Linked DNA regions of Homo sapiens: region 1 is linked to region 2. Evidence: chromatin loops called from intact Hi-C (ENCODE). Cell type or tissue: endothelial cell of umbilical vein. All regions are shown on one strand. Each heading gives the region's core, and the rest is flanking DNA. Links, peaks and the distances in the headings are about the cores only. Region 1 has its middle 6.1 kb from the start of FOXI1. Region 2 overlaps LCP2 (lymphocyte cytosolic protein 2).

Region 1 (5,378 bases), core at 305-5,304, 170 kb before region 2:
GCAGGGAGTTTAGTGTGGGCTTCTGTTCGCTGAGAGTCAGGACAGAGCACAGGAAAGGCAAGAGTTGAAACCCACCCAATACACAGAGCAGGTACTATTCTGGAAGACTTTAATCATGGTTTATCAAATATCATATGCTTAGAAGTTTATAATAATTAACCCATATAATAGTAAGGGTTAATAACTCAAACCCTTATAGTTAGCACATTTAACCATGTTGTTTTTCTTAGATTGCACTCTTTATGTTTCTGGTGAGAAAATCCTTGAGAGTTGCATACACAGTTATTTTATGACTGTTTATGAAATTGGGAAAAGTAGATTTTATGAAATGCATGCCCCTATGACAGACCTCCAAAATTCATTTTGATCTTTAAAAGTTTAAAATTAAAAATAGAAAGCATATTTGGTGTTAAATGTGTAGAAAATCTAACAGTAATTACAAAAAGTGCAAACCAATGAACATTTGGAAAAATCAATCGGCTTCTATGAATTGTCCCTGCTTGGCGTTCAACTTTGAGCACATTTACAAGTGAATAGGTGTGATTCCTATGATCTTGGGAACTGCCTACAGGGCTGGTCACACGGAAATCCACCCAGCTGGACATGGGGCAGCGCAGTCGACTGTGGTTCACAGAGATGGCCTCCCACGTCCAGTGAATAGAGACCCATGAGATAGCCACCACTGTGGTCCTGATTTCCACAGGACAAAGCAAAGTGAAGAGAACAGCACACAGCCGTTTCCCTCCCTCACAAATGAACTAAGAACTTAAAATTTGCTCCTAGCATTGTCCAAAGCCTGGGAGAAAATATTGCCTCTGCCCTCAGGGTTACTCCAGATCTAGTTGTGAAGTCAGGCAAGAAACTGATGATAGCAGCAAAATGAAACCCACTACAGGCCCGAAGGGTGTTCAGAGTAGGGAGGAAATGCGGAGAGTGGCCTGGAAACCAGGAGGAAGGCTTTTGGGGAAGTGGCGTTTCAGCAGGCATTGAAGATAAGCGAGAGTCCTCCAGGAAGCGGAGGGGGCAGGGCACTCCTGACAAAGGATGTCCTGCAAGGGGCCAGGCAGGGACCGGAGCACCAGGGAGAAGTTCACGCAGCCACGACCTGGGGGGTGCAGAGGGTGGATGGGAGACTGATAGGAGAGGTCCAGCTGGGTCTTAGTGCATAAGGGTCTGGAATGCCATGCGGAGAAGCTGGCACATTGACAGGCAGCACCTATGAGCACCTACTGTGTGCCAGACACTGTCATTAGCAAGCTACACTTAACACCTTCTGAAAGCTCACAACCACCCTCTGAAGTATAGACTGTCGTTCTTCCCAATTTATAGGTGAGGACACAGGCACAGAATGGGCACAGACACTTCTCCCAAGTCACACAGCTCGGAAGTGGTGGAACAGGGACTTCCCGCTGCAGGCTCTGAGGAGAAGGCAATCAAGCGGCATGTTTCCAAGGGATAACTCTGGGGACAGAACCTGGATCCCCATATCACTTGGTTTCTAAGCTGGCTATGCATTGGAGCCCCTGTCAGGCCTCACCTGGGCCTCACAAGTCAGAATCTTGGAGGCCTGGGTCCAGGAGAGTGTGTTTTAATAAGCTCCAAAGGCGGGGCCTGCTGGGCAGGTCCTTCAAAACCACTCAGCTCTGCCTCCCATTTGCCAGACAAAGAAACTGAGACCCAGAGGGGCACCACAGCCCACCAAAGCCTTCGTGAGTTGAGGACAAAGTAATGGTGCCCGGCCTAGAGACACTGTCCCCAGCCAGCATTCTTCACCCAGAGCGGGGAGAGGGAGGGGGAAGAGGGGAGGGAGGAGGAGCTCTTTATGGAGCAGACACCTTCTCTAGGTATAGGATGAAGGCCACTGGTGGTGTGGGAGGGGACCTTTAGGGCATGGAATCACAGCCACACACAACATTGAATCCCACTGTATTAGTTACTTATGGCTGCTGTAACAAATTACCACTAATTGAGTGGCTTAAAACAAGACAGATGTATTCTCTTACTGTTCTTGAGTTCAGAAGTTTAAAATAAGATGAGGTGAAAATCAAGGTGTTGGCAGGGCTTGCTGTTTCTGAAGGTTCTGGGAAGAATCTGTTTCCTTGGCTCTTCTGACTCCTAAAGGCTATAAGGCATTCAGCTTTCCTTGGCTTGTGGCCACATCACTCATCAGCTTTCTCTCTTACAGCTCATTGTCTGTCATTAAATCTCCCTCTGTTTCCCTCTAATAAGGAGAGTTATGATGACATTGGGCCCACTTGGATAATGCAGAATAACCTCTCCAACTGGTCATGGATTTAATCACTTCTGTAAAGTGTCTTTTACCTTGGAAGATGACCTATTGGCAGATTCTGGGGATTTGGACTGAAGTCTTTGGAGAGGGAGGGGCTCATTACTCTACCTACCACTCTCATGATCAGAACATCTCTTCTTTTCCAATTTTGTTTCAATCCTTTTGCCTTCTCCAAAAAGAAAGTCTCGGTTCTTGGTCAGAGTGTTTTGGCACCTTGCTAATACTTGCTGACCTCATGTTTGAGCAGAGTGAGCACACTCAGGCCAGAGCCTTCAGCAGACAACTGATGCCACCTCAGTGTCCTCATCTATGAAATGGGGACAATTACAATCCGGGCCTCCTAGGGTTGCTGTGGGGGCTGAATGAGATAACACAGGTAAGGTACTCAGGCTGTGCCCGTGACACTGTAAGCACTAAATAAATACTAACTTCTTATTTTATTTATAGCAAGTGATCCTGACGACTGATGATCCATTTCCAGAACTTATAAGGAATCTATCTTTAAAACAATTTCACTAAGTAAAAATCAGAAACAGAGCAAGAAAGCCCATGAGAACTTTTAAGTATGGTACACCAAAACTTCAGGTACCACACAGAGATGGCAAACACCACAAGCAAAGGGAGCCTCAGCTTGTGTGGCTGTCACTGTCTCCTGAACACCAGCCCAGAACTGGTACTGGGAAGACAGCCTGGTATTTGCTGAATAAATGAAGGAATGAATTACAGCCGTGCATGGTTTCAGAAGCATTTCCTATAGTACCTCATCCAGTCCCTGCAGCAGCTGTTTTCCATAAGCGCAAACAGACTCAGAGATTAAACATCAAGGCACTCAGAAAATACAGCTGGAGGAGTCTGATTCTGACTCAGGTCAGTCTGCCTGCTGCTGGGCTGCCTTCTAAGACACCTTTCCCCATTCCCAACCCAGCTCTCACTATTCCCACTGCAGCAGGAGTAAGGTCTTTTTCTCTAAGCGACTGTTTCTCCCGGGAACCTGACACTGAAATCTCTCTGTCTCCTGTCCTTAAAGGAACCGAGAGAAGACTCTTGCCTGCCCTGAAATTTCACCCAAGCCCTGCAATCTACTTCCCGCTTTTAAAGAGACGGCCGCCAGAGGGGGGTATTGATCTACATTTCTTCAGACAAGCACATCAGAAGCCAAAAAGCCGCAGAGCACCAAGACCACCTTCAGCCTGGCTAATGCCTCAGCCAGCCAGACTTCCACAAAGCCCATGCTCAGCATGAAGAAGCCATCCCCATGTCAGCCCCAAATACCCCAAGACATGACTCTCGTGAACCCTGTTGCCCAGGCAGGACAGACGAGGGCTCATTGCCGCTCACAGAGAGCCATCATAGATAGTAGGTAGTACTGCAATTTTTATCCCCATTTTACAGGTTAGGAACCTGGTGCAGAGAGTTAAGCTAGAGGCCAACTGGTCCCTAATCCCCTGATTCCCCGCCTCAGACAACTTTGTACTGTGCTAGGCTCCTGGGAATCCTGGAACTTAGAAACTATTTGTGTATTATGTGGAGAGGGGGGAAAGAATCCATGAAGCCAAGCCTCTAATCAAATGTGAATTTGGGGGAGGTATGTAGGGTCCAAGAGCTGGGGATGTTGTAGCCCCAGCTGGTGAACCACCAGCATCTCCCATCACCTCGGACTCCCGAGTCCCTAATGAGAGCTAACTGTATTGAGCAGGTACGATACTGTACAGTAAAGCCTGACATGAAGCGCCCAGAGCAGCACCAGGAAGTACTTGGTTTTACCGATGAGAAAACTAAGGTCCAAAACAAATGGTTGCTGTCTAAGGTATGACAGTGCCTAAGGAGTAGAGACAGGGTCGAGACCCAGAAAGTTTGGTTCCAGGGCCGGAGCTCCTTGCTCCTGGCACTGCCTGCGTGATACAGTTCCAGCCACAGTGGAGCAGCAGCCAGGCTGGCTCCCACCTGCCTCCTTCATCTCGGTGGCTGGTCATCCTCTCTGTACCTGCTTCCTCAAAGTTCAACAGGGAAACTGAATCCTTACCACACTGTGGTCCTACATGAGTTCATGTTTGTGAAAATGCACATCACCTCCTACCAGACAGGTGAACTGAGATCTGACTTCTAAAAGAGTATGATTCTCCACCCTTGAAAGTCAAGGCCAGAAGTGGCAGTGCTGGTTGATCACAGTCAGGCTGGGGGCCTGTGTACAGTTACCCTTTCTGCAGGACTTGAGTCAGCATTGGCTTCTGGACCCAGCAATATCCACAGCTGACTGCTGGGACATGTCCTCGGGGGCATGGCTCCCAGATGGCAGGATTTTCCCAAGGGGAAAGCAAATGGTTGAACGTTGCTTGGAGGAGGCTATGATGCCAGGCCTCCTGCCCAGAACCCTCTCCCGTGTCAATATCTGGCCTCAGGTACCCTTGCATTCATCATCATCCTCATGATCTGCAGCTTTTGCAGATCATGGGCTCCACATTTTACTTACACATTTATATTACTTTTTCCTTCCAAATCCACATGAGACGGATTCTAGTTTCATCCTCACTTTATTGATAAACAAACGGAGGCCTTGTAAGATTAAGAAACTTGGCCAAGATCACAAGGCTACCAAAGAGCGAAGCTGGGATTTGAACCCAGTTCTATGCAATCCTCAGGCCCACGTGTTCCATGTTTTACTGCTTTGTCCCAAATGTCACAATTTGGGGTTCAGAATATACAGAATATATGGTCTTTCATGTCCAAGAAGGCCTCCCTCTGGACTGTAGTATGCAAACTGCATCCCAAGCATTCCCTAGGCAGGCTCAGGCCCTCACACACCCAACTCTTACTCTTATTTTTTATTTATTATTCTATTATTATTTCCCTGAAGCTGGGCAGAGCGCATCTTCTCAGGTTTGAATTTTCACTTCTAGAAATTTCAAAAAGTTTAAAATAATTTCATTCACAAAATGACCCTAGTTGTTAGAGACATTTGATTCTTTTCCCGGAGGCCCTAGGATGGTCAAGGCGGGCTGCAGGACCATAACTCTCAAACCTCACTGCGGGGTGGGAACAGCTAGCTCCTGTTGTCCACCCCAAGGGCTATAGCCAGTGTTCCTACAAA
Region 2 (5,378 bases), core at 307-5,306:
ATCTCAGCTCACTGCAAGCTCTGCCTCCCAGGTTCACGCCATTCTCCTGCCTCAGCCTCTTGAGTAGCTGGGACTGCAGGTGCCCACCACCATGCCTGGTTAATTTTTTGTATTTTTAATAGAGACGGGGTTTCACCGTGTTAGCCAGGATGGTCTCCATCTCCTGACGTTGTGATCTGCCCGCCTCAGCCTCCCAAAGTGCTGGGATTACAGGCATGAGCCACCATGCCCAGCAAAATTTGCCAATTTTTGCATATTCTCTGAGCATGTTAAAAGTCTCAGGTGGGGTGTAAACATTTTAAGAAGACAGTAATCCTTCCAAAACATCACAGAAAACGGACTAATTCAAGGGTAAAACAGAAATTGTCAGAAAAGTGTGTCATTTAAAAATGCTTTTAAATATAGAAAAAAAGAATATTTTAAAAGAATAACTTTTGTGTCAGGAGGTGATTGCGAAGGATTTGATGTCAGTGTTCCACTTTTCTGATGTCTCGGCTCGTGGTAGTGAGCAGGGTTGGAATCTGAAGTCAAATCTATCTTCATTTCCATGTAATTATACAGCTCTCTACAGCAGACAATTCCAAGCCAAACCAGCCAGCACAGCTTTGCATGACACAGCAGAGCTGTGATGTAGTTCGGGGAAAGAGCAGCGAGCAGCAGCCTCATATCCAAGAACTGAAAGTCATTTTGTTGACAGACAAAAAGGGATTGAGGCCACAGAAAGCTAAATGCCTTGCTCAGAGCATAGCCAAGAAAGGGGTGGGGGCAGCTGGGATTCTGGGCTCCTTTCCGTTCAGTTGCAGAGTTCCTTCCTCAGACTCATGTAGTTCACAGCAAGTTAAAACCCAGGGTCCTCAACTGCAGCCTGATATGGTGGAAAAGAGCCCCCACTTAGAAGTCAGAAAGACAAGTGTTCGAATTTAGGCAAATTTAGGCAAATTATTCAACTTCTTTGACCCTTAATTTTATCATCTGAGAAGTGAGGTTAAAAATGCACCTCCTTTGTTGAGTTGCTGTGAGGATTAGAGATACTGTAGGTGTATTTGTGGTAGGTAGAGCACTTGCCCCATAGCAGTTGCTCAATAAATGGTAGCTAAGAATTGAATTGAAAATAGCTGCACGTGAAGGTAACTGCAATCCAAGAATATTCTGCGTAAATTGTGAAGAAAAAGCACTGTGGTATACCCAATGTTTGGTCAATTGCATACCTAAAACAAAAACATCCCTGACATTTGAATAGCACCTTAGGGATTTATAAAGCATTTTCTATGTACAGAACATCCACCTTACAGATTAGGAGACTGAGCTCTGAAAAACTAACATCCCTGTGGTCTGTGAGCTATTAAGTAGCAGGCAAGGCAGCAGACAACAGCTCCCCCAACCCTTTTGTCTCAATTCAGGTCCTCTCTCTGTACCCTAAAGCCTCTTGGCTGAAGGACAATGGGATTTGTATACACAGATCATCCACATCACATAGAGAAGCAGCACAGCCCCCAGAAGCTGCAAGCAGGAGCTTTCTAATGAGGCTGATATGGGCTTTGGTCGCTACTCCCAACACTTGGTAGCTGTGTGATCTTGGGAAGGTACCTCTTTGTGTCTCCGTTTCCTTATCTGTAAAATGAGGATGATTCTACTAGTCTCCACTTCCTAGTATTGTGGCCATAGTTAAATGAGATGGTACATGTGAAACGTATGCAGGAAGCACTTTATAACAGCTTATCATTATTACTATGCATTAAATGTGAATCATACCCACCTAGTGTGAAGGGTTCTCTATCAAACGGAGCTAATGAACGATCTAGGGGAGGTTTCGTGCTTCTGTCTATTGAAGGAGCAGGGACTGGAAGGGGAAAAGGCTGACATCAATTAAAAGAAGAAAGCAGTCGGCTGGGGGTTGGGCGGGGCTAGGGGAGTGCCTGGTGGGAACAGGGCAAGAGAGAGCAGCCCTTGTACTCACGCTTTGCCGTTTTGTGGTTTCTGCTTCTGCTGGGTTCTTCGTGGTTGGTCTGGGGTGGGGGCAGTGGCTGCATAAAGATCCAAACGTTAGGAAGCACTTCCAATACATCAGCAAGAGCCGGCACTCCCAAAACCTGTCTGGATCTGCTCACTTTTCCTCATCTTCATGTTCTGCCTACAAACATCCATGTCCATTTCTTCACTGAACTACCGCAGTAGCCTCCTATCTGAGCTCCCTGTTCTAGACTCTGCCACGCAAGCTCTTTTCTGCAGGCAGCAGAGTGAGCATGTCACTTTCCTGCTAAGCCTCCTATCACATTAGAAACAAAATTGAAACTCGTTAATGTCCTGCGAGGCCCTGCCTGAGCTGGCCCATGTCTGCCCTCTCAACTCTTTCCTGTGATCCCTTCTCAGTACTCATGGGGTCCCTACCATAGAATCTTCTTGCAGTTCCTGGAAAATCTCAAGGTTATGCCCTCTTTGGCATCCCTACACTTGTTTCCTTCTGCCTAGAACGTTCTTCTCCCGGCTCTTCCCACAACTGGCTCATTCTGTCCCAGGTCCTTGTCACCTCCCCCCCCCATACCGTCATGTTACCTGGTCTTCCGTCCCCCGAACCACACATAACTACTCAAATGATCTCTTTCAGACATCTGTCTACCGTCTGATAACTAGCCCTAGTTGAGTTTTATGAAAGCAGGGACCTTATTTATCTTGTTCACACTTTATCCCCAACGCCTAGAACTCTGCTTGGCACATAGTAGCTGCTCAGACAATATTTGCTGATTAAATAAGTGAATCCTGCATCTCAAAAGAAGGTCTTCAAATCTCAAAAGCAATATACATCTGTAGATAAACTTGTGAAGGGAACACATTCCTAACTATCAAGTCCTTAGTCTGAGCTTCTCAGGGTCACTCTGGGAACTTATCAGATTCACAAGGACCGGGCTGTATGCTCGAAGAAGGAGAAAACGGGGTTTGCTACCTCTGTCTCCTCCGGTCTGAAGGCTCCTGTCCTTGGAATTTCAGGTGTCGGCCAGAAGGTGGCGCAAGTCTTTTTGCAGGAGAGAGGAAGGCTCGGTACCCAGGCAACACCAGTAGGTGCCACGGACTTAATTCGGTTCTCTTTGGGTTTATTTTACAGTTTTCACTTCTCTCAAATAGTGGGAAGTAAATAAAAACCACCAGTATTTTACCCCAAAAAAGAAACACGTGTGAATGCTTGGGTTTGCCTTTCCCCAGCCGAGGGAAAAGATTATAATCTTTTCTTACAAAATTAGAATGAGATAAAGATGTTTATAGTTTTATTTTTCTCTCTGGCGGAGGAAATAACTGCAGTGGACACCAAGTACTGTAAAAGAACGGGAGGAGGCCTACCGAGTGATTCCGGCCGGCTGGTGGGGGCGGGAGGGCGGCCATCGGTCTCTGGGGGGGCACAGGAGGCTGCTGGGGGGTTTTCCCAGAGGGGGGCCGGTCTGTGGAAACACAAGGTTATTAAAGTGAAAGGGGAGTATCGGCCAAGCTCAGGGGTCTCCAGGAACAGATATGCAGCTCGGGGCACCGGGGGTGCATGATCCTTGACCCCCAGGCCCACATGAGCCCCAGCCACGGGGAGACCCAGCCTGGATCTCACCCACCCCTCCCTGCCCATTTTTTCTGTCCTAGTTTGTGTCACTCTCCTTATACACAGGCTCAGCTTTCTTTGCATTTCACAGGAATAGGTATTTATCAGAGATTTTGCCAATCAAGAAAGGCCTCTTTGTAACCAGCTCAGCCAGAACTGGAAGGGAGGATTTTCAGACAATTTTGTAAGAAGTAAACATACGCATACCTCTGTATGCAGACACACAGATATACACATGTGCACACATGCATGCACACACATGCATATATATGCACACACCTGCATACACAGAGACACGAGTGCACACAGACACACACACATGCCAAAAATCTCACAGGCACACCCAGCTGCCTGTGCAGGGTGAAGTCAGCTCTCACTGCCATAGGGATCTTGTTCTGTCTGCCCTTCCTTCCCCTCTCCAGTGTCCTGGGCTATCTCCTCCCTGACACTTCCTCATTTTGCTCATCTCTTCCCATAAAGGGAGGAGCTGATCACCAACTTCTGTTACCAGACCACAGACTCTTAAGTGGAAGCTAGATTTGCCTCGAGCAGAAACTCACATTATCTGGGCAGAAACTCACATTATCCACATCTCCACGGAAGTGTCCCTAGGCCAGGTTGACAGGCTGGCAATTTCCTACCCCTTTGACAGGGAAAGGCCAGGACAAGACCATCAAGCAAGAGGGGTGAGTGGGTAGGGCCTCCTTACGCTTTGTGCCCTGGGTGCCTCTCTTGCCCGACTCTAGTCCCAGCCTTGGGGAGGTGCAGCTCTTCCACAGGGAAAAGGGTAGGAGCAAGGCCCAGCCTGATCTAATTCCACCCTGCTCCACCCGCACTGGCCATCTCTCAGCTTCTCTAATAGGCCATGCTCCTTTGAGCCTCAGGGCCTTTGCACAGCCATTTCTACTGCTCCAAATGTTCTTCCCTTACCACATCCATTTCCACTTGGCCAACTTGTATTTATCCTTTAACCTTGGTTTAATATCACAGCTTAAAGATACACCCTCAGGCAAACGCTCCAGCCTCATCTGTGCTTGTCTTCGTGCCTCTGTATCACGGTTTCACCAAGTAACCTCATGGCTCATTTGTTGGAGGGTGCGTCACCTGCCAGACTGTCAGTCCCTTGGCGAGGGCTGTCTTATTCACTCTGTATCTTAATGACTGGCACACACAAGGCACTCAACAACTGACTCATCCATTGCTTTTCCGGACCTCCACTTCCCTGTATATGAAACAGACTTGATCATGGTTGTCCTTATTACACAGATGTTTAAAAACCACCATGAGATATTGAGACAGCATTTTGTGAAAGGGCTTTAAAATGGAAATGGGTTATACCGCATAAAGGATTAAATGGTATTCGTTTTTTGTGGTACTGACCTTCAATTTTCAGCGTACTCTCTGAAAGTATATTATTTAAGAATATATTTGTTTATTTTCTGTCAACACCACTACTAGAATGTAAGCCCCAGGAGGCAGGGGCTATTTCTTCTTTCCTGATCATTTCTAAGCACTGAGAATGGGGCCTGGGCTCCCAGCAGATCAACAATGTTTGTTGAATGAATGGAGAGAGAAGTGGGCTAAAAGGACAGATAGACAATAAAAATCGTAAACACCATCTAATATTTTTTAAAGTTATAGTCAAACCCTACTCAATATCTTCATGTTTATTCTAGCATAATAATGCCATGTAACTATAATTTGGTCAAAAGATGGGGAGGAACAGGAAAGTACTCTTGGAGTACCTGAGTAAACTGCAGAATGAGTTGAAACTGCCAAATAGCCTTAGGTGGTAGTT

Evidence for each region. A loop is a pair of places that touch in the nucleus more often than their neighbours do. Peaks named below come from ENCODE experiments on the same cell type or tissue, not always from the same donor. Only the 100,000 strongest peaks of a DNase experiment are listed, where the experiment ranks them.
Region 1: a loop joins it to region 2, with 4 times the contacts of the local background. A loop is called at or near these places in 4 of 110 quality-filtered maps.

The regions. Positions count from the first base shown.
Region 1 is chr5:170,097,145-170,102,522 of GRCh38, forward strand. No RefSeq gene overlaps it. Among named protein-coding and RNA genes, the nearest start is that of FOXI1, 6.1 kb to the right of the region's middle. In endothelial cell of umbilical vein, for the core only: a CTCF peak has its summit at 3,387 (motif pointing right); DNase peaks (open chromatin) are centred at 1,007 and 3,397.
Region 2 is chr5:170,265,052-170,270,429 of GRCh38, forward strand. LCP2 (lymphocyte cytosolic protein 2) reads right to left here. Exons shown (of 21, transcript NM_005565.5): 8 at 3,334-3,431; 9 at 1,958-2,024; 10 at 1,757-1,840. Among named protein-coding and RNA genes, the nearest start is that of LCP2, 30 kb to the right of the region's middle. In endothelial cell of umbilical vein, for the core only: a CTCF peak has its summit at 2,994 (motif pointing right); a DNase peak (open chromatin) is centred at 3,010; H3K27me3 peaks cover 1,475 bases.